Regions from separate parts of the Homo sapiens genome. Here all the other regions are linked to region 2. A link is an interaction called in ENCODE POLR2A ChIA-PET data of the cell type or tissue named here. Cell type or tissue: OCI-LY7. All regions are shown on one strand. Region 1 has its middle 71 kb from the start of KCNK12. Region 2 has its middle 87 kb from the start of MSH6. Region 3 overlaps CALM2 (calmodulin 2).

Region 1 (8,000 bases), 54 kb before region 2:
CTCTCCACCTTCATATCCACCACCCTCATTGAAGCTGCCATCATCTCTCATGGGGACTATTACAAATGCCCTCTAACTACTCTTCTTGCTTCCATGTTACCTGCCATCCTCCCATCCAACAGCCAGAGAGACACCTGAAAACTCAACATCTGACCATGTCATTCCCCTGCTTAAAACCCTTCAATGGGCTGGGCACGGTGGCTCATATCTGTAATCCAGCACTTAGGAAGGCTGAGATGGGAGGATCATTTGAGTCTAGGAGCTCAAGACCAGCCTGGGCAACATAGTGAGACTTCGTCTCTACAAAAAATGTAAAAACAAAAATTCATTCAATGGTGTCTGTTGCAGTTAGATAAAGTCCAGGCTCCTTCTGAGATGCACAGGGTCCTGCATAATCTCTCTTCCCTCATCTGGTACCACCCTCCCCACTGCTCTACACGGGAGCCACACTGGCCTTTTCAGCTCTTCAAATGTACCGAGCTCCTTCCTGACACCTCTGCCTTGATTTGCCGTCCCCCAGCGCCCCCTCCCCTCAGTCTTTTAGTTCTCATCTCACATGCCATCTTTCCAAAGAAGCCATCAATTTTAGTTATCTTTTGCTGCAAAACAAACCATCCCAAAACTTAGTGGTTAAAAACAACAACCATCTTATTTCTTGTAATTCTGTGAGTTGCCTGGGGCTTAGCGGGATGGTTCTTCTGCTGATCTTGCCTGTCAGGTGTTCACAGTGAGATGGCACCTGGGGCAGAAACATTCAAGATGGCTTCACTCACATGTCTGCCATCATGGCAGGAACATCTCACCTGGTACACTGGGATGGCTGGGCCTCTCTGTGTCACCACAGGGCTCACTCTCCCAGTGGATTCTTCATATGATCTCTCCCAACAAGATGACCACACTGATTTGGGGCTGGAATTATCCCATTAAAAACTTTGTTAGAATAGAGAGCTGTGGATATTGGATATGTATACTTGTTAGTGTGAATAAATGGTTCCCAGGAGTGAATGGTGTAGTATACTGGAAAAGAACAAGGCTTTGGAGTCCAAAGTTCAAATCCCATCTCTACCATGTATGATTCTTGCTTATTCATTAAGGCTACTTTGGTTACTAACAATAGAAATGGATTCTGGCGAACTTAAGCCAAAAAGGGTGAATTTATTAGAATGTATTAGAGTTCTTCAGAAAAACAGAATCCGTAGGATGGATATATATATATATATATATATATATATATATACAGAGAGAGAGAGAGAGAGAGAGAGAGAAAGAAAGAGAGAGATTTACCAGGAGGGATTGGCACACACAATTATGAAGGCTGAGAAATCTCACAATCTGCCATCTGTAAGCTGGAGGCCCAGGAACAGCAGTGGTGCAATTCCAGTCCAAACCCCAAAGCTGGAGAACTAGGGAGTGGGAGGGGGGAGGTGAAGGGGATGGGTAGGATATAAGATCTGGTCTGAGTCAGAAAGTCCAAGAACCAGGAGCACAGATATCCAAGAGCGGGAAAACCTGGATGTCTCGGCTCAGACAGCAAGAAAATATACACTTCCCCTGCTTTTTTATTCCATTCAGGCCCTCAGCAGATTTGATTGTGCCCACCTGCACTGGCAAGGACGATCTTCCTTAGTCAGTCTACCAATTCAAATGCTAATCTCTTCTGGAAACACTCTCACAGACACACCCAGAAATAATGTTTTACCAGCTATATCATAGACCAGTCAAGTTAACACATAAAACTAACTATTACAGATCACATGGAAGGGTTGACAACCATGACTCAGCAGTAGGAGCCTTTTTTCCAGAGTGTTGCTACTAACCTTTCTCAACCTTAATGATTTCTGTGTCTCTCTCTCATTCTTTAAAGTCTTTTTTTTTTTTTTTTTTTTTTTTGAGACAGAGATTCGCTCTTGTTGCCGAGGCTGAAGTGCAATGGAACAATCTCGGCTCACCACAACCTTCACCTCCTGGGTTCAAGCAATTCTCCTGCCTCAGCCTCCTGAGTAGCTGGGATTACAGGTGCCTGCCACCACGCCCGGCTAATTTTGTATTTTTAGTAGAGACGGGGTTTCACCATGTTGGTCAGGCTGGTCTCGAACTCCTGACCTCAGGTGATCCACCCGCTTCAGCCTCCCAAAGTGCTGGGATTACAGGCGTTGAGCCACTGTGCCTGGCCTCTAATTTTAAGTCTTACATTTTCATCTGTCTCAAGACTGTTTGACCCAGCTTGGTTCAAGTATCAAATTCCTTGGTCGGGCCAGGCACAGTGGCTCACACCTGTAATCCCAGCACTTTGGGAGGCCAAAGCGGGTGGATCACCTGAGGTCAGGAGTTCGAGACCAGCCTGGCCAACATGGTGAAACCCCATCTCTAATAAAAATACAAAAATTAGTCGGGCATGGTGGCGGGTGCCTGTAATCCCAACTACTTGGGGGGCTGAGGCAGGAGAATCACTTGAACCTGAAAGGTGGAGGTTGCAGTGAGCTGAGATTTTGCTACTGCACTCCAGCCTGAGCAACAAGAACAAAACTCTGCCTCAAAAAAAAAAAAAAAAAAATTCCTTCATTGGCCAACCAGCTAAGGCTACAGGGTACAGTTACATGGTACAGGGCAGGCTGCCAGGGGCGCCGGAGGATGGGGTACACAGCCAGGAAAGGGAAATCAGCGTGAGGCAGGTGGGGAACCCAAGATGGGTCAACTACACTAGGTCAAGTTACTGGTAAGCCTCAGTTTTCTTACATATAAGGTAGGATAATCTACTTCTTAAAGTTATTGTAAGGATTAATCAAAATAATGTCAAAAAGTGCCTAACACATAGTAAACACTAAGTTTATGGTTAAGTGTTGTTATTTTTAAAAAACAGTGTATTTTATTTATTTTATATTTTTTAAAGAGATGGGGTTCTTGCTGTGTTGCCCAGGCTGGTCTCAAACTCCTGGACTCAAGCGATCCTCCCACCTCAGCTTCCCAAAGTGCTGGGAAAAATAATTTTAATACTGGTGAAGAACTGAATGAACTAGTAATAGCTTCAAAACATCATCATAATCTTAAAGAAAGGTTCTGGGCTCACCTTATACTTGTCTTGATCCAGCCCTGGAATCAGCCATTTCTCCAAGGAGCTCTCATTCCTTTTATGAAAAATGGTATTCAAAAACCAAGACCTGGTCCCTAGATGTGCTCACTGCTATTAGGGTGTCACTGTTTCCAGGTGTTCTTAGGGGACAGAGCTGGGGAACACACATGTGCACACACACATTTATAATGTATAATGTATAATTATACATTATAACACATAATTATTATGTATAATGTGTGCACACACACATTATTTGGCATTGATGGGCGTTCATTTCCCTCCAGCAGAGTAAGACAGAGAAGATGCAGCCTGAGTGGTTTCCCTTCTTTAAAAAAAAAAAATCTGTTGGTGAAAGCTGCTTTCTTGTGTAGCTTTAATTTGCATTTCTCTTACTGTGAGTGAGTTCGAGCATCTTTTCAGAGACTTAAAGCTGGTTGTATTTCTCTTTCCTTGAGTGGTTGGTGCACAATCTTTACCCATGTTTTTATTGGCTTATTGTTCTTTTATTCTTGTTATTATCGTGATCATTGTTGATTTAGAACCTCTAAATGTGATGGCACTTAGCCCTATATGAGTCATAAATATTTTTCCCAATTGGTCACTTATCTATTGACTTTTTTGAAGATAGTTTGCCATGCAGATAGTCTTTGTTATATAATCACATGTACCACTGTTTTATAGCTTTCTAGGTTGTTTTACACCAACAAAAGATTACTAAAATTCATTTCCTTATGGTTTCTTCTAGTATGTGCTTTTAAATTTTGTTTATTTATACATTTAGATACTGGACACATTTGAAACGTATACTAATCCAACTTCATTTTTTTCGCAGAGGGCAACCCCATATATTGAATAATTTCTCTTTCCTTCCTGGTTTGAAATGCTGCCTTTCGTGCACGTTACATTCCTATAACTTCTGCATTTGGGCCTATTTCTGGGATTTCTGTTCTGGTCCATGGATCTCTCACTTTATCTCCCCTATGTCTCTGGCCACTCCTTCTCAGCCTCCTTTTCTGGCCCCTCCTGCCTTCCCCTCCCCTCCTCTTTGTCGCAGCGTCCCCTCCTGTTCTATCAAGACACATTTTCCTTCTCTGTCCCACGCTGATTTCATCGGCTTCAGGGCTTCCATATCAGCTTGGGCTGAAACTAATGTGGCATTTGTATCTCTAGCCTGGCACCCTCTCCTGAACTACAGACTCATGGAGCCAGTGTCCTCTCAGGGGCTCCACTTGGAAGCTTAATCTGCATTTTGAAAATAGCACTTCCTAACCCAAACTCCTGCTGCTCCCCAGAACCTGCTGCCACCACAACATTCTCGGGAAACAGTAGCTCCGTTCTCTCTATAGCTCGAGTCAGAACTCCATGTCTTTGATGACTCCTCTCTCTCTCTCTTTTTTTTTTTTTTGAGACGGAGTTTCACTCTTGTCACCCAGGCTGGAGGGCAATGGCGTAGTCTCGGCTCACTGCAACCTCCACTTCCCAGGTTCAAGCAGTTCTCCTGCCTCAGCCTCCCGAGTAGCTGGGATTACAGGCACCTGCCACCATGCCTGGCTAATTTTTGTATTTTTAGTACAGACGGGGTTTCGCCACGTTGGCCAGGCTGGTCTAGAACTCCTGACCTCAGGTGATCAGCCAGTCTTAGGCTTCCAAAATGTTGGGATTACAGGCGTGAGCCACTGCACCCAGCCGACTCCTCTCTTCTTTGCGACATCCACGCCTATTAAGTCCTGTCAGCTCCATTCTCAAATAGACCCAGAGTTGAACCAGCTCCCCGTCCCATCATCTGTCTCTCCCCGGGCTATGGAAATAGCTCCTAATCCATCTTTCCATGGCATCCCTGGTTTCACCCCCTGACCCCAGGTCCACTCTCCTCTCATCAGCCAGAGCGATGCTCTTAAAATGTAAGTCTGATCATGTCCTCTTCTGTGCAAAACCTGTAGTGGTTCCCAAAGTCCCACAGAAGCCCCAAAAGCCTACCTGACATGGTCCCCAGCTAACTCTTGGATCTTTATCCTCTTCCATGAATCCACTCTTGCTGGGCACTCCGGTCTTCCTTCTGTTCCTTGAACACACAGCAGGACTCCTGTCTCTACCAATGCATCTTCTTTGAATAACTGTATATAAACCTATCGACTTAAACTTCTATAAGACTTACATAAGCTTTAGACTTATGTAGACATAGAAGTTGATCATATATGATACTTGGACATACATTTAAACATGTAAGAAAAATGAAGCTGGACACGGTGACTCACACCTGTAATCCCAGCTGTAATCTACTGAAAATAGAAAAATTAGCCCGGCTGGTGGTGCGCACCTGCAATCCCAGCTGAGGTTGAGGCATGAGGACCGCTTGAGTGTGGGAGGTGGAGGTTACAACGAGCTGAGATTGCACCACTGCACTCCAGCCTGGGTGACAGAGCAAGGCTCTGCTAAAAACAAAAAACAAAAACCTAAAAAGATAAGCAAAATTGAAATTGACGGTAGTCCTAAAATTTCCTCATATTCAGAGCTTATCTCTTCTGAATCTTATTTTGATTCTGACCATTGATGTTCTTGTTTTTCCAAACAACATTGTTCTCTGTGCCTTCAAGAGTGCTCGTTTGATGGTACAGCATTTTTTAAAAGAGTGCCCTACTATTGCCTCCAGGCCTTCTTCCAAGCTTCCAACAATCTTGGCTAGTGCTGTGTATATGGACAGGTGAGGACAACTGCGTCATGACTGTCACCTCGATGACAGGGATGTAAGACACACCTCGATTTCAGAGATGTGTAATTGTAAAAACAACAACAACAACAACAAACAGGAAACAGAATCAGTGAATTATGGTACTCTCTGGTTGGGCTAATTCCCTCTACTTACTCTTCTTTTCCACAATTTTTTCTAGTTATTTTTGCTTATTTTTCCTTTATGAGTAAAGTCAGGGAATGTTATTTGTATAAATAGATGACAAAAAATGGCAAATAAATAAACAATAATAGAAGGCAGAATCAGACCTAATTACTTGGTTAATTATTTCACGTACCAATTCTAAGTGCCTTTTGCCTCAGAGTGGAATTAACAGATACCAGGTAGTCCCCCTACCCTCATCCCATGCTCTTGGCCAATATTGCTAATTCATCAAGGTCCTATTTTTCACTGATACCAGTGGAGGCCTTAGACTCTTTCTCAGCGCAGCATTCCAAGTGGCCATTACCAGTTGATTAGAGTTGGTAAATGGAATTAAATTCTCCAAAGCCAACAGTCACCCAAGGCATGTGGATATGAAAAGTAGAGAAGTCTAAATCTGTTATCAGTTCTTCAACAATGCAGGATGCATCACTACCCTTCCTTTGGGACAAATCATATCCCTGTATCAACTGAAGGACATTAAAGGACTTCCCCATCACCACATATACACAGCTAGACCAACTGAGTTCAGAGCCCTGGACTACCCATAAGTCGAGTCATGCAAGACTCCTCTTTAGCAAAGCAGAAAGGCCAGCTATTTTTAGTTCTACAGTGTTCTCTTTTCCCAGCCTGAAGTGTTCAGCACCTCCGCTTAGGCTCCGATTCACATTGAAGAGTAAATGACTGCTAGCCCAATCAGACCCTCCCAGGAGCCCAACACCTTTTCATAAGCAGTGCTTCTGAATCATCTGGGCATCTTGTTGCAATGCAGACTGTGGTTGGGTAAGCCCGGAGTTGGGCTTGGTAATGCTGGTTCAAAGACCAGAGAAGCAAGGTGCTAAGTATATTTGTCAGCTCATAACAAAATACCACAGTCTGGTGGCTTAAGCAACAGAAATTTACTTCTCACAGTTATGGAGGCTAGAAGTCCAAGACCAAGGTGCCAACAAGGTAGTATTTATTATGATGAGGCCTCTCCTCTTCGCTTGTAGGCAGCCACCATCATGTTGTGCTCTCATATAGCCTCTTTCTTGTGCAAGTGAGGAGACAGAGTGAACTCTGGTCTCATAAGGACACGAATCCTATCAGATCACAGCCCCATCTTTAGAACCTCATTTAACCTTAATTACTTCCTTAGAGGCCCTATCTCCAATTACAGTCACCCTGGGGGTTAGGGCTTCAACATATGTATCCCAGTGGGAGGACACAGTCAGTCCATAACTAAGGAACAGAACACTGGGGAGAAAAATCCTACTTTGTTGGGACACTGGAAAATGCGAGTATTCTCTGGACACCTACACCAGCCTCTCCTCAACACCTGAAGCAACCAACCTGGAGGATTCATCAGTGACTAAGGCCAGCAATGTTGTGTTGCTGGCAGGAAAGATCCATTGTCTAATTATGAATCTCAGCATCCTAGAATTATGGGGAGAAGCCAGTTCTCAATTCGTTTTAACAGAGCTTCTCTCTGTAGCAGTTCCAGCCAAATAAGCCAACTCTGCAGGTTCCAGGCAAAGAAGGGTTTGTTATGGGCTATATTTAGTGCCCAGGTGGCAGGTGGGTATCTGCCATGCTGAGCCCAGCACTACATGCTCACCACTGCAGCATGTCAGGATGACTCCCAAGGGCTTTTGTGGCAACATGGAAGTTCCCATGGCCAGGTGCCTCCCCCTCTACCCTGGATGGCTTTGGAAAACCTGCCTCAGGTGTCACTGTGCCTTTTTATGGGCACCATGCACTGGACCTACTGGCTTTGTAAAGGCCTGCAGAAATGCTCTGGTTTGAATGTGTCTCCCAAAAGTCATATGTTGGAAACTTAATCCCCAATGGAGCAGTGTTGAGAGATAAGGCCTAAGGGGGATGTGTTTAGGTCACGAGGGTTTCTCATGAATGGATTAATGTTGATTATAAAAAGGGCTTGAGCTGGGTGAGGTAGCTCATGCCTGTAATCCCAGCACTTTGGGAGGCTGAGGCGGGCAGATCACTTGAGATCAGGAGTTCGAGACCAGCCTGGCCAACATGGTGAAACTCTATCTC
Region 2 (8,000 bases):
TCTCCCCTCATTTTTTTCAGTATACTTAAAAGTAAACAAAAATCTATTATTACCCCTTATTAATACTAGATGAAAATCTTTTTCAAAATTCTACCTTTGCATCAGTGTATTATTAATGGCAAAGCTAATTTTAACAAAACCTTATAACAAATTCACCCAAATTCAATCAGTTTGACCATACACAATAAGAGTTCCATAAACCTTTTAGAACCTCTTATAATTTTTTTCATTCTCTTTCTTTTAGCTTTTTATATGCATTCCATTTTATCTATCATTCCTTTTATTTCTTAAATTTCTTTTTATTTATGTATTTATTTATGTATTGAGACTGAGTCTCTCTCTCTCTGTCACTCAGACTAGAGTGCAGTGGTGCAATCTCAGCTCACTGCTGCCTCAGCCTTCTGGGCTCAGGTGATCCTCCCATCTCAGCCTCCTGAGTAGCTGGGACTATAGGCATGTGGCACCATGCCTGGCTCATTTTCTGTAGAGAGGGGGTTTTGTCATGTTGCCCATGGCTGGATATCTGTTGTTTTTTTTTCCTTGGTTTTTTTTTTTTTTTTGAGATGGAGTCTTGCTCTGTCGCCCAGGCTGGAGTACAGTGGTGTGATCTCAGCTCGCTGCAACCTCTGCCTCCCGGGTTCAATTGATTCTCCTGCCTCAGCCTCCCTAGCAGCTGGGATTACAGGTGCCCAACACCAAGCCCAGCTAATTTGTGTATTTTTAGTAGAGATGGGGTTTTGCCATATTGGCTGGGCTGGTCTCGAAATCTTTATCTCAGTTAATCCACCAACCTCAGCCTCCCAAAGTGCTGGGATTACAGGCGTGAGCCACCACACCTGACCCTAATTTTTTTATCTTTTTGAGACAGGGTCTCACTCTGTTGCCCAGGCTGAGTGCAGTGATGTCATCACAGTTCACTGCAGCCTTGACCTCCCAGGTTCAATTGATCCTCCCACCTCAGCCTTCCAAGTAGCTGGGACTACAGGCATGCACCACCAAGCCCAGCTAAAAATATGTATTATTTAATTTGTCTCAGCAAAACTCTAAGGGTATAGAGTTACCAAAAAGATTTTAGAAACTTTTTTTTAACTCTTTCTTTCTCTCTCTGTATAGGAGACAGGGGTCTCACTTTGCTGTCTAAGCTGGACTAAAACTCCTGGAATCAAATGATCCTCCCACCTCAGCCTCTTGAGTAGCTGAAACTACAGGCGTATGCCACCACGCTTGCCTCTGAGAAACCTTTTTAAGAAAACACATTATAAAACATAACTATTATTAAAAGTTCATTGTAGGCCAGGCAAGGTGGTTCATGCCTATAATCCCAACACATTGGGAAGCTAAGGCAGGAGGATTGCTTGAGCCCCGGAGGTTGAGGCTGCAGTAAGGTATGTTCATACCACTGCACTCCAGCCTGGGCAACAAAGCAAGACCTTGTCTCAAAAAAAGAAAGTCCATTTGTAAACTTTTATCTCATTGACATTTATTTATTCTTAACAATTGTGTTTGAAAAATTGTATGAGACATGAAACAAATCTAGTCATTATCTCAAGTTAAATTTTTTATTAACTATTTTTATATGTTAGGCAAGTATCAAAAAAGCAAGAACTTTGAAGTTAAATACATGTATAGTTTGCTGATAAGTCAAAAGACATAGTTCTTTTTTTTATTAAACCAACAATATTAAACTAGTCCTTGGCCAGGCGCAGTGGCTCACGCCTGTAATCCCAACACTTTGGAAGGCTGAGGCGGATGGATCACCTGAGGTTAGGAATTTGAGACCAGCCTGGCCAACATGGTGAAACCCTGTGTCTACTAAAAATACAAAAAATTAGCTGGGCGTGGCGGTGCACCCCTGTAATCCCAGCTACTCTGGAGGCTGAGGCAGGAGAATTCCTTGAACCCAGAAGGTGAAGGTTGCAGTGAGCACTGCACTCCAGTCTGGGTGACAGAGCAAGACTTGGTCTAAAAAAAAAATTAAATATAAACCAAAAGACTGCTAAAGTCACATTAACTGGTGTCTTGTGAAAGGGTCATATATACAAAGTGACCCTGATAAGCAGAAGGAGCCAGGAAACTGAAGAAGAAGGGAGACAAGTCCAGCTTGTCATCATAGAGGTGATTTTATTGGGGAACTTACAGACAGAAGTGTGGTGTTGGGCAACCACAAGACAGATCGACCAGGAGTGGTGGCTCACACCTGTAATTCCAGAACTTTGGGAGGCCAAGATGGGTGGATCGCTTGAGCCCAGGAGTCCAAGCCTGGGCAACAGAGCGAGACTCCATGTCAAAAAAAAAAAGAGGGAAGAGGGCCAACAGAGCATTTGCAGTTTTTAGGGCCCAGTAATAATATATGAAAGGCAGGCACAGCGGGAAAACAGAACATCTAGATCTTTAAAAATCAATTCCGGACGGGCGCGGTGGCTCACGCCTGTAATCCCACACTTTGGGAGGCCGAGGTGGGTGGATCACGAGGTCAGGAGTTCAAGACCAGCCTGGCCAAGATGGTGAAACCCTGTCTCTACTAACAATACAACAATTAGTCGGGCGCAGTGGCAGGAGCCTGTAATCCTAGCTACTCGGGAGGCTGAGGCAGGAGAATCGCTTAAACCCAGGGGGCGGAGGTTGCAGTGAGCTGACATCTCCCCACTGCACTCCAGCCTGGGCAACAGAGTGATACTCTGTCTCAAAAAAAAAAAAAAAGAAAAGAAAAAAAAAATCAAAGATTCCACTTTTACACTGAAACCCAAGACCCTAAAAAGAGGAAAATACCACAGGAGGCTGCACAACACTTCCACAGTGCACCTCACTACAAAGATATTCCCCCGAAGCTGGTGGGTGACCCACTGCCAATCAGCCCACTTTGTGACCAGCCCACCTCCCATGGGAATCTTGTCCGTTGGTGGTGAGTGCTCTTACAGCCTCTAAGTGTTCAAACCATGCCTTTCTTAAGTAAACGTGCAAAGAAGAAAGTAGCCCCCTGCAGTAATAACCATTCATTGAAACTGTTATCGGCCACCTCTAAAACTGCAGCTTTCATCAGCAACTAGCCAGCCATCACACACACAAAGGTCAAGTTCTTTCTCACACTACAGCTTACTCCCTGGTACCCTCAAAAGCCAAGGAGAGAGGGGGCCCAGAAGAGGGTTGCCCTTTTCACACTTGAATGCAAAGGGTTTTATAAGAAACCTATGAGGGCTAGGCATCTCATTTGCATAAGATGTGAATTTTTGGTAGCTCCACTCCATCATCCTAATGTGCACCTGGGCCCTTAGCTTGAGTTACTCCAGATTGCTTTATTCCCCTTACTGCGCATGTGTCAGGGGACGGAATTTTGCATTGCAGGCATGTCTGCAAGGGCAAGTCACCTGTGTAGCCTTTCTTATCTATGCGGCAGTGGGCATGTCTTAGGGAAGCCCCTCTGTATGAGTTCCCTTATCTGTGCCTGCAGCATGCAGCATGATTTTTTTTTTTTTTTTTTTTTTTGAGACAGAGTCTCACTCTGTCGCCCAGGCTGGAGTGCAGTGGCGTGGTCTCGGCTCACCGCAAACTCCGCCTCCTGGGTTCACACCATTCTCCTGCCTCAATCTCCCAAGTAGCTGGGACTACAGGCACCCACCACCACGCCCAGCTAATTTTTTTTTTTTTTGTATTTTTTAGTAGAGATGGGGTTTCGCCATGTTAGCCAGGATGGTCTGGATCTCCTGACCTCGTGATCCGCCCGCCTGTGCCTCCCAAAGTGTTGGGATTACAGGCGTGAGCCACTGTGCCCAGCCTCCAGCATGATTTTTTTAGGCCGTTCTTTTGTTTGAAAGAATTCAACTAAGGATCCACTCTGCCTGCCTGACCGGTTTCTTCCTTTCTTCTCTCTCATCGGGTCCCGAGTTCCCATGACTGCAGCTTCCAGAAGAGCAGAGCTTTGGTATCCTACTCACAGCGCCAAAACTGCAGGGGCCAAGGTAAAACTTGCCCTTTACCCTCTGAAGGTTTGCTGAAAAATCAACTAACAATAGCAGATTTATTGGCGAAAAGGAATACAAATTTATTAGCGTGCATATGGGAGAGAACCACAGAGTGATTATCCCTACCATGCAATGGGGTTCTGAAGCTTGTATGTCATCTTGAGGTTCCAGAAAGAATGGGGGCTTTGGTTGTGGCAAAACAGGTTCTGGGAGGGGGAGGAGGCCTGACTAGCAAAGGTGGTCTTGTTATGCAGATGAAACCTCACAGGTAGCAGTCCTCAGAATAGATGATAAATGTTTCTTTTGAAACCACCTTTGCAAAAATTCTAACAGTGAGAAGATTATGACAGTGAAAGAGATCTGACCTAACCAACCCCATCTTGCCTCTAACCTTCAAACTGCCCTTAATCATTCCTGGACTTAGACCAACCTAACTTTGGGAGACATTTAGTTTATAGTTTAAATGATAATAACCCTTACCCAAAACTAAATCACCTTTGTAAAGCTAATGAGAGACTACCAGGTTAGGAGGATGTGAGCAGGCTGAATTCTAAGGTGTAAACATAAACAATTACCAGCCATTATGCTGGAGGTCATAAGATTTGCAACTCTCCCAGTTACTCCTGCAGATAACATCACTATTACTTTTAATCGCAAAAACTGCAATTATTTTGCACCAACCTAATAGAACCTAAGATTGGTCTTTTGTTGTTGTTTTGTTTTTGTTTTTGAGACAGAGTTTCGCTCATGTTGCCCAGGCTGGAGTGCAATGGTGCGATCTCGGCTCACCACAACCTCCGCCTTCCAGGTTCAAGTCATTTTCCTGCCTCAGCCTCCCAAGTAGCTGGGATTACAGGCATGTGCCACCATGCCCGGCTAATTTTGTATTTTTAGTAGGCTAATACTAATTTTAGTATTTTGGTCAGGCTGGTCTCGAATTCCTGACCTCAGGTGATCCTCCCACCTTGGCCTCCCAAAGTGCTGGGATTACAGGTATGGGCCACTGCGCACAGCCAAGATTGGTCTTTTGAGATATCTTTTCAGGTTTTTGCATTTCTGACTAACGATGAACCAATGGCTCCACTGAGACCTGCTGATCTCTGCCACCTGGTCATGTGGCCCCACCCAGAAATAGGCTCCCTGGCCTGCCAAACTATCCTTAAAAACCCTAACCTCTGAATTTTTCAGGGAGATTGATTTGAGTAATAATTCAGTCTTCCACGTGGCGTGGCCAGCCTTGTATCTATTAAACTCTTTCTTTATTGCAATGCTGTGGTCTCAGTGAATTGGTTTTGCCTGTGCAGTGGGCAGGACGAACCCATCAGGTGGTTACACTTTCAGACTTTTAAAGGTGTCAGACTGAAACTGTTGTACTTGAGCGAGTTAGAGAAAACGCCACACTTGTAGACGAATTAAGAGTCTGTTTATTTAGCCAGCGGCCAAGAGACGGCTAACGCTCAAAGTTCTTTAGACCCCAAAGAAGGAGCTAAATTTTCTTTTATACTTTGGTTTAGAAGGGGAGGGGGGGGTCTAGTTAAAACAATTTTACAGAAGTAAAGTAGGCAAAAAAGTTAAAAGGATAAATGGTTACAGGAAAGTAAACAGTTCCAGGTGCAGGGGCTTTAAGACTATTACAAGGTGATAGACGCGGGGCTTTGGGCGTTATTAATCGGGCGTTATTAATGGGACGAATTCCTGGGAACTGCGGATATAGCTCACCACAGCATCTTATCAGTTCATTGCATTCTTGGATGTGCTGGGAGTCAGCTTGCACAGGTTAAGTCCTTGAGGAAGGGGCTGCCAGTGAAAGAGCCAAGATGGAGTCTGCCTGGCTCTCTTAGCTAAGGGAGAGTCAATTCAGGTGGAAACAAGGCTAGGTGATTAAAGGAAAGGGAGAGTCTAAAAACAGGGTTAGTAAAAACAAGGTTAGGCATTACAAAACTGCCTTTGCAAAAATCATAACTGAGGAAATTATGACAGTGAAAAAGGTCAGACCTCACTGATTCCACATTGCTTCTAGCCTCTAAGCTGTCTGTTCATTCCTGGGTGTAGGCTGAGCTAGTCTTGGGAAGGAATTTAGTTTATAGTTTAAACTCTGAACCAACAAAATTGACAATAGCACTTTCTGGAAAAAAACCCTTGCTTGCGTGGAGACCAGTCTGTCTTTGTAGGACTAACTTTCATGCACGTCCGTGTGAAGAGACCACTAAACAGGCTTTGTGTGAGCAATAATGCTTTTAATTACCTGGGTGCAGGCGGGCTGAGTCCGAAAAGACAGTCAGCGAAGGGAGATGGGGTGGGGCCGTTTTATAGGATTTGGGTAGGTAAAGGAAAAAGGGGGGTTGTTCTCTGGCGGGCTGGAGTGGGGGTCACAAGGTACTCAGTGGGGGGGCTTTTGAGCCAGGATGAGCCAGGAGAAGGAATTTCACAAGACAATGTCATCAGTTAAGGCAGGAGCAGGCCATTTTCACTTCTTTTGTGGTGGAATGTCATCAGTTAAGGCAGGAACCGGCCATCTGGATGTGTACGTGCAGGTCTCAGGGGATATGATGGCTTGGCTTGGGCTCAGAGGCCTGACATAATTAGCCACAAGATTAGAAATTATGATTTAGGAGCCATGCAGTCTCTGGCTGGAAGAGTCTCAACCTCCCCAAATTGCTTCTGGGAATAAGATCACTGTTGCAAAACCTAAGATCAGTGTTTGAGATATTTTGCAGACCCTGCATTCCAATGCAGCAGATGACACCACTCAGACTGCTAATCTGGCTCAACCAGTCCTGTGATCCCATCCAGGAACAGAAGTCAGCAAGAACTCACTTCAACCCCCTGTAATTTTATCTTCAATCCGACCAATCAACACTCCCTACTTCCTGAGCCCATACCTGCCAAATAATCCTTAAAAACGCTGATCCCTGAATGCTCAGGGAGACTGATTTGAGTAATAATAAAACTCCAGTCTTCCACACAGACGGCTGTGCATGAATTACTCTTTCACCATTGCAATTCCGCTGTCTTGATAAATTCGCTCTGTCTAGGCAGTGAACAAGGTGAACCCACTGGGTGGTTACAAGACTCTCAGTTAATCTTTCCTAGATTCAGAGAAGGGAAGGCTTTAGAGGAAAGAGAAAATGCAGAGAAAAATGGCTGCATTAACGCAGATTTTCTCTACAGATGCAAATCTTCCGCACAAAAGACAGCTTTGCAGGGCTGCTTCTGTTTGCAGGCCCTCTGAACAGCCATCTCAAAACATGTCAAAGAAGTATATCTTGGGGTGAGATATTTTAATTTCCTTCCTATACATGGGAAATAGCCCAGAGAAAATGTGTAACTCTCCAAGAGGTAGCTTAGAATTCAGGCTTATATTGCATCTTCAGCTAAAAATCAAAGGAAAAAAGTATGGGGGATGCTGGTTATAAGGATATGACCAGGAAAAGCATGGTAAACAAAATTAAAGTTTATCATGCAGATTTAATTTGGTGCCTTCTCCATTGAAAAGAGTTTCCTATGATTTAGTTACCCTTCTCTTCCTGGTGCAGAGAGGGAGACACCCTTACAAATGGAGATTTTCTTTATAGATGTAAATTTCCCTTACAAAAGGGTAACTTCTACTCTGTTTTTAGAGCTTCTCCTGTGTCTGCTGTTTCTCAAAATAATCAGCTCAAAATAGCCTTTATGCCAAAGAGGCATATTTTGGGGTGGCACATTCTGGTCTCCTACACTACCCATTTAAATATTGTCCTTTACCTCCCATTATAGCCTTCATTTTTTGTATTAAATATATTTACTTTTATGGAGATAGTAGATGGTATAAATTTTCTGTTTTTACTTGACAGAGTAAACCTTGCCAACCTTACTGAGAAAGTATACTTCTCAAAAAGTTAAAAAAACATGAATCTCATGCAAATAAAAAAATGAGCACATGTCACATGTTTAGTTAACTCATTAATGAAGGAACCAGCAAAATGGTAAGGCTAGTTCAAAGAGAATTAAAGAGAGTGAAGCCTTTATAGCGGCTAAAGGAAAGAATGTTTGCAAAAGTTT
Region 3 (8,000 bases), 540 kb before region 2:
CCGGCCACTTCTCTTATTAGGATGGCATGCTCTGCTGTATCATGCTTGCAAAAACCCCAAACATGCCATCTTCACATTTCTATTTGTCTCCACATATGCTAGCTCTTCTGCATGAAATGCTATTCTTTTCTTTGACCACCTGGAAAATCTCAAGGGTCAGCTCCTCTGAGTAGACCTCTAAGCCTAATCCACTAAGTCCCAAAGGACCCTGTGCCTATCATTGTTGGAAGATTCATTTTATGACAAATCGTTTCTCCTCTAATTTTAAACACCCAAAACACGGTTTTTAATTGACCCCTTTGAACACAAGGACTAAAATATTTGTTGAATAAACCACTGACTAGTTTTCCCCTCTAAGTAAATCCAAGACTAGATTACAGCAGTGCTTTTCAAAAATTGATATGCATACAAAATATCTGATGATCTTGTTAAAAAAACAGATTGATTCCAATTCTGGGGCAGGACCTAAGATTCTGCATTTCCAACAAGCTCCTGGGTGATTCTGTAGGTGACTTTTTGAGGAGCAAGAGACTAGAGGACTTCATCTAGTTTCTTAAAATACTGGGATTCTAAATTCATTTAACATAGCCTTGAAAAAAAAAACAGGCACTAGGTTTAAAATGAACAACTGAAATTAGAAAGTGAAGAGGCAATACCAAAGTTCTCACAAATGTTAAGAGATTAATCAAGTCCATTCCCTGTGCCTCATTTCATTTTCTTATTTTGGCTGAGCCTGTAAAACTGGCTCAGCAGACTAGGGACTGGTACCCTCGAGACTAAAAGAATATGAAAGGTACAGAGAAGTCCAGAAACCCATACAAGGTGTGACATTAGAGATGGGAACATCTAGATGAGAAAATAGTTTAAGTATCTCAAAAATAGAAACAGCATGGGTCAATGATTTCAAGGACTATCCACAAAGCAGATTAAGCACGTAGGATAAACATAGTGTTCCTTTAAGAAAACATTATCTTATATAGTATCACTGAGATTTATTTCCAGATTATTGTAAGTTTCAAAAAGGGGGAGAGGCATTTCTCTTGAGAATACATATCTATAATTGAGCTCAACAGTGCCTCTGTTACATATCAGATCTTTAAAATTGTTGCCGTCTTCTAAAAATTTTAGGAAAATACGTTACACCAAGGGTGATATTTAACTGCAATAGTTGTTTATTGGGAGAATCATCTGAGAGCAAACATGCCAGACAGTATTATGGTTGGTACAATTACCAAAATCCTATTAATATAACACTAATAGTATGGTTAAGACTTGAAGGTGGGGCTGGGCGAGGTGGCTCACACCTGTAATCTCAGTACTTTGGGAGGCCGAGGTGGGCGGATCACAAGGTCAGGAGTTTGAGACCAGCCTGGCCAACATAGTAAAACCCTGTCTCTTCTAAAAATACAAAAAATTAACTGGGCGTGGTGGCGGGCGCCTGTAATCCCAGCTACTCGGGAGGCTGACGCAGAATTGCTTGAACCTGGGAGGCAGAAGCTGCAGTGAGCCGAGATTGCGCCACTGCACTCCAGCCCAGACAACAGTGCTAGAGTCCATCTAAAAAAAACAAAAACAAAAACAAAAACACAACTTGAAGGTGATATCACAGTCCTGGGTTCCAATAGGATTATGTTGTAGGAAGCATTGGAACAGATTTGAACCCAGCTCATTATGACCACAGTTAAATTATACAATCATTCTACTCGTTTCCTGTAAAATCAAAATGCCAAGACTTCGTGACTTTTGTAAAGATTTCAACAATAGAAATGACCAATTATGACATAGAAGAGCCCAAAAAATGTTTCTCCTACCTTTGTTGTCCTTGTTAATTATACCTTGATATCAATTTATATAAACCTCATTGTTGACGCTGGAAAAACACAAATTGACTGCCTAAGTCCCTCATTTTTCAGGGTCATAACTGGTTTAATAGCACAATTAATGGAACACTTAATGCAAATGCCAAGGACAATGTTAAGGGCCTTACTTTCATTATTTCACTTAACTTTTAAAAAAGCCCCACTCATAATCCCAACACTTTGGGAGGATGAGGTGAGGGGATCACTTGAGCCCAGGAGTTCAAGACCAACCTGGGCAACATGAGTCCCTGTCTTTACAAAAAACAAACCTTGTTTGGATTTCCTTTCGACAAAATTTACTACATCCAATTAAGGGGAGTAGAGTGCACATCTAAAATCTTCCTATTTAACTGATTACCCGAGTATGTGATACCATTAGAACTATCAATGCCTGTAACTTCCCTTGCTCTAAAACATACTAATAGTAGTATTAAGATAGTCAATGGGGCAGTAACCTGCCAAATAATGAATTACCCCTGGGAAATTAAAGACCTTGTAGCTATAATAACCAGGTAACAATTACACTCAATGTTTTAATCTTGGCTCTGGTTTGCTATGGAATCTTTCATTAAGCATTTAAAAGGTACTTTAAAAAAATAAAAACCCTGATAACCACCTTTGGAGTAGCTCAAATTATAGAGAAAGCAATGATAGAAGCCAGCAAAAACTAAAACAAGGTGTAGTCATTGCCAATTTACTCCTAAAGACATCTTTTTTTGCAAAATGTTGCAGATGGGCAAGCTGAAAATTCTCATCTTATAGAATTAAAAAGCACAATGAATAAAATATTAGTTAATAGAAGTAAAACTATAAGGATGCTCACCCCAACTAGATTTGGTTTTTTTTTGAACATGCAAACATTTAAAACATCACTGCACAGCTTAAGTCAACATGGACAAATGCCAAAGTTGAAAACTATAAAGGTAGGAAACAGTAAATACCTACTTTATGCCAATTCCCATACTAGGTACACTTAAGTTTTTGAGTCTTTCATTGGGGCCTTTTGAAGTTGTCAAATACAATCTGGATAAAGAAACAAAACAAAAAACTTGCCCCTCTTTTCCCATGACTGCCACCATCTTGTTCTGTGGGCAGAGGCAACTCACAGGTATCCTGGATCTAACACAGTAGCACAGTACGACACACATGGTGGTGGAGGAATGTTGTGGGCACGCATGATGGTGGCCCCCAAAAGGTGACTACACTAAGCCAGCCCCCATAGATCCCCATCTTTTCGGCCTTCCTCTTCAATCTCTCCTTAGTTACACCCCTTATTTTGTTCCTCTTATTTTCTGTGCTTCTCTCCCTCTTTTCTCACTTTTCCAATCCTTTTCTCCTTCCTTTCCCACCTTCACTATTTCTGCCACCCATCTCCATATGCTTCCCCACACGAGAAAAAATTATCTAGACTATACCAAGCAGAAACCAATGCCATATTTTATTTTCAAAATTATTAGACTTCAACAGTTAAATGACTCAGATGCAGAGCAACCATTGGGTAAATTGTAATTTTTTTATTGGAAAACAAATATACAACTTGGAATGGATTTTGAGGCAAATTGTGCCATAAGCAGATTTTAAGTGGCTAAACAAAGTTTAAAAAGCAAGTAACAATAAAAGAAAATGTTTCTGGTACAGGACCAGCAGTACAAAAAAATAGTGTACGAGTACCTGGATAATACACCCGTTTTGCAATAGTGCAACTTTTAAGTACATATTGTTGACTGTCCATAGTCCACGCAGAGTTACAACTCCACACTTCAACAACAACATGCTGACAGTTCCTAAAGAAAACTACTTTAAAAAAGGCATAACCCAGATGTTCCCTCATTTGACCAACTCCATCTAAGTTTAGATGTGCAGAAGGGCTTAGATATATCCAGAGTAAGCCACATGCAACATGTTACTTGATCAATTTTCTAAAATAAGGTTTTAGGACAATGACAGTAAGATAAGGGAAGAAAACATGGAGGAATGAAGTCCTAATTACTATACATGCATATTTTTTTGACAGTAGGGAGAAACCTTTTACAGATAAGTTACAAACAAAGAAAAGGCAAATAAACAATTTTGTACAAGAAATTTAACACATTCTGTACAAGGTCTTCACTTTGCTGTCATCATTTGTACAAACTCTGAAAAAGAAGAAGTACACAAAAAATGAGTCAATAGCAAAAGACCAAAAAAAAAAAAAAAAAAAAAAAATCACATTTACTCAATTACTGAGTACTCTTTCCATTCCTCTCTTTCCTCAGAATTACCATTAAGTACAGAGGGAAGCTAGTTTATTGCCCAGGCTGGAACTTCATTAACCATAACTATTCAGGTTTATTAGTAAGAGCCAAATTAACGCTTTAGATAGGCCAATATAAAAAAGAGCATTCTTGGCTCTTAGTTTAGACTTGAATTTTAAGTCTGCTGGATTACAAGACAATATTGTAAATTCAATGCTATGGGCTAGGTTTAATTTTTATAACATTACATTTTATGCTCTTTTCTAAGTTAAGTAGTTACATCATGAAAAAAATACAGAGTTTTACTCAAAATCCTTCAGTTTCATATGCCTTGCTTCCTGATATGGCCATCTTAAAAGTTAGTAGATACGATACTTTTGAAGCACATGTAAACTTCAGTTTCAGACTAAAGCCAATTAAAGAAAAAAGACAATACAGTGCGGGGAAAGAAAGTCACATTAATTTCATTTTAGGAAACTTGGAATAAGTTTGCTTTCCACATTGTTCCACAATCACACAAACACTGAACAGTGCTTCTCAAACTTTATACATGAATCACCCAAGAATCCTATTAAAATGCTGATTCCAGGTGTAGGGATAGAACCTGATAGTAAATATTTCTAAATTAAGTTCTCAAGTCAGAGCAATGTTACCTAGTCTGCAGACAACACTCTGAATTTTAAGAAGGTTAAATGTAAGTAACTGTTTTAGCAACCTAATTTCAGGGGAAGGGTCACTAATTTCGATCAGTTCCCTAACAAAGAGCCTCTTATCTTAAAAATCAAAGTGAAGAATGAGGCGTGAGACTGAAACATTTACCTTCATAGTTTACTTGACCATCACCATCAATATCTGCTTCCCTGATCATTTCATCAACTTCTTCATCTGTTAACTTCTCTCCAAGGTTTGTCATCACATGGCGAAGTTCTGCAGCACTAATATAGCCATTGCCATCCTAGCAAAAAATTTAGTATAGTTTCTGAGTCAAATTACAGACTTGAGAGTTGGAATGGAAATTTATTAAGTTTACTACTAAATTTCACATTGGGGGAAAAACATACTTTAGAAATGCATACAAATCTACACAGTTGACCTACAAATGTCATTAAGAGCCAAGCAAAATGTCCTACATTGAAATCATTATTTCCTAGTCCCAAAGTCAAGTGACACCTCCTTTGACAAGATGAACGCAATACATATATTAGAAAGTCTATACTGAATTCTTAAAAAGCTTTTGCTTGGTAATTAAAATATGTTGGTAAATCATCAAAAAAAAAAAAAAAAAAAAAAAAAAAAACAACCAAAAAAACACAAGTCTTCATAATGAGTCCTGGTATCTTCATTTCATCCTCAAAATTTAACATATCCAGTCCTTGACGTACCTTATCAAACACACGGAATGCTTCTCTAATTTCTTCTTCACTGTCTGTGTCTTTCATTTTTCTTGCCATCATTGTCAGAAATTCAGGGAAGTCAATTGTGCCATTACCTGAAATGGTTTAGTGGAAACATCAAAGCTTTAGTGGAAACATATAAGCAAACAGCAAAGGTTTAGTGGAAACATCTAAGTATCACTTCTTCAACCCCTCCCAGCCCCACAAAATTGAAGACTTACCATCAGCATCTACTTCATTAATCATGTCCTGTAACTCTGCTTCTGTGGGATTCTGCCCAAGAGATCTCATTACAGTTCCCAATTCCTTTGTTGTTATAGTTCCATCACCATCTTTGTCAAATAGTGAAAAAGCTTCTTTGAATTCTGTTTGAAAGAAAGACCACAATCCAAATACACAGATTAATAATAAAATGTAACCTAAATGAAACGTATTAACTCTTAAAGCCTACTCAGTGGTGGGATCGTGCCAGTGAACAGCCACTGCACTTCAGCCTGGCCAAACTGTAAGACCCCACGTCTCAGAAAAACCCAAAAACTTTTAACGGAAAAATACCAATGGAGGTAGCAATTGAAATGTGACTTTGACTCCTAAAGATTAACCAATCTTTATGATACCTTATGATAATATTTCAAATATATCTTTGACCAATCATACCACTGTACTTTCATGCTGACCTAAGTAAAATTATCCTAGGTTTACAGAGGAAAAGAACCAAATCCCCAAATGACTGGCTCCTCTGTCACTGAAGCTGCTCTGTGGAACATAATTCAAAATTACAGACCTAACCTACACTCACAAAACAAAAATAAGACTACTGGTACCCAAATACGTATTTCTACAGAGTAATTAAACTGTTTCTGTATACTGTGTTTAGAGTTAGCCACTATGTCTAAATCAATCACCTACTAAATTAAAACAGGCTACTTTCCCTTTCTAGTAAGGCAGGAGAAGGGACTATATAAAGAGTCTATAACAATGGGCTGATCAAGATATAAATGTCCAGTTTTAGCTAAATGCATGTCACTGAGAACAAAGATCATTTTGAGCTTTCTTTGGAATATTAAAACCCCAACCTTATATAGTGAAACTGATTATTCCTCAACATCTTGTTGTGATAGTATGTTCCTTCCTGCTGTTGTTTTTTTTTTTGAGATGGACTTTCGCTCTTGTTGTCCAGGCTGGAGTGCAATGGTGCAATCTCAGCCCACCGCAACCTCCTCCTCCCAGGATCAAGCAATTCTCCTGCCTCAGCCTCCCGAGTAGCTGGAATTACAGGCATGCACCACCACGCCCAGCTAATTTTCTATTTTTAGTAGAGATGGGGTTTCTCCACGTTGGTCAGGCTGGCCTCGAACTCCCAACCTCAGGTGATCCGCCTGTCTCTGCCTCCCAAAGTGCTGGGATTACAGGGCATGAGCCACTGTGCCCGGCTATATGTTCCTTCTAATACATCACTAGATTACATGGAAACCTCCTGCTGGTGCAACACTCCAGACTACCTGGCTTCATTCACCATTTACAGATAAACTAAAACAAGCCAGGTGCAGTGGCTCACACCTGTAATCCTAGCACTTTGGGAGGCCAAGGTGGGCAGACTGCCTGAGCTCAGGGTGAGTTCCAGACCAGCCTGAACAACAGGGTGAAACCCCGTCTCAGGCCGGGCGCGGTGGCTCAAGCCTGTAATCCCAGCACTTTGGGAGGCTGAGGCGGGTGGATCATGAGGTCAGGAGATCGAGACCATCCTGGCTAACACGGTGAAACCCCATCTCTACTAAAAATACAAAAAAATTAGCCGGGCGTGGTGGCGGGCGCCTATAGTCCCAGCTACTCGGGAGGCTGAGGCAGGAGAATGGCGTGAACCTGGGAGGCAGAGCTTGCAGTGAGCTGATATTGCGCCACTGCACTCCAGCCTGGGCGACAGAGCGAGACTCCGTCTCAAAAAAAAAAAAAAAGAAGAAAAAGAAAAGAAACCCCGTCTCTACTAAAACACACACACACACAAGCTGGGTGTGGCGGCGTGTGCCTGTAGTCCCCCGTCTCTACTAAAACACACACACACACACACACACACACACACACACACACACGCTGGGTGTGGCAGCGTGGGCCTGTAGTCCCCCGTCTCTATTAAAACACAAACACACACACAAGCTGGGTGTGGCGGCGTGCGCCTGTAGTCCCAGCTACTGGGGAGGCTGCAGCAGCAGAACTGCTTGAACCCGAGAGGCGGAGGTTGCAGTGAGCCGAGATCACACCACTGCACTCCAGCTTGGGCAACAGAGTGAGACTTGTCTCAAAAAAAAAAAAAGAAAGAAAGAAACTAAAACAGACTAACTTTGATACTGCAAAGTTATACCAATCAGTAAATAATAAAGCTAGTATTTTCCAAGTAAGTCATTTCCCAGAAAATATTAGACCCTATCAGCAAATGAATACAAAAAGTTTCCAAGTTCATTGGGCCATTAAGCTTTCCCAACATAGCCATACATTTGAAAATTTATGTGACACAT

What was found. Peaks named below come from ENCODE experiments on the same cell type or tissue, not always from the same donor. Only the 100,000 strongest peaks of a DNase experiment are listed, where the experiment ranks them.
Region 1: POLR2A ChIA-PET joins it to region 2 with 10 read pairs; 5 of 35 experiments call an interaction of 5 or more read pairs at or near these places.
Region 3: POLR2A ChIA-PET joins it to region 2 with 39 read pairs; 2 of 35 experiments call an interaction of 5 or more read pairs at or near these places.

Annotation. Positions count from the first base shown.
Region 1 is chr2:47,637,913-47,645,912 of GRCh38, forward strand. It overlaps a transcript of MSH2 not described here. Among named protein-coding and RNA genes, the nearest start is that of KCNK12, 71 kb to the left of the region's middle. In OCI-LY7, no CTCF peak of the experiment used is centred here; DNase peaks (open chromatin) are centred at 3,423, 5,409 and 7,480; H3K4me3 peaks cover 434 bases; H3K27ac peaks cover 1,008 bases.
Region 2 is chr2:47,692,142-47,700,141 of GRCh38, forward strand. It overlaps a transcript of MSH2 not described here. Among named protein-coding and RNA genes, the nearest start is that of MSH6, 87 kb to the right of the region's middle. RefSeq lists enhancers at 2,391-2,934, 4,024-4,568, 4,569-5,112, 6,202-6,746 and a silencer at 3,356-3,405. In OCI-LY7, a CTCF peak has its summit at 2,746; DNase peaks (open chromatin) are centred at 3,280, 5,050, 6,534, 7,880 and 3 weaker places; H3K4me3 peaks cover 6,335 bases; H3K27ac peaks cover 8,000 bases.
Region 3 is chr2:47,156,811-47,164,810 of GRCh38, forward strand. CALM2 (calmodulin 2) reads right to left here. Exons shown (of 6, transcript NM_001743.6): 3 at 5,709-5,852; 4 at 5,476-5,582; 5 at 4,913-5,048; 6 at 3,274-3,994. The coding sequence ends at 3,966. Among named protein-coding and RNA genes, the nearest start is that of STPG4, 5.5 kb to the left of the region's middle. In OCI-LY7, no CTCF peak of the experiment used is centred here; no DNase peak of the experiment used is centred here; H3K27ac peaks cover 588 bases.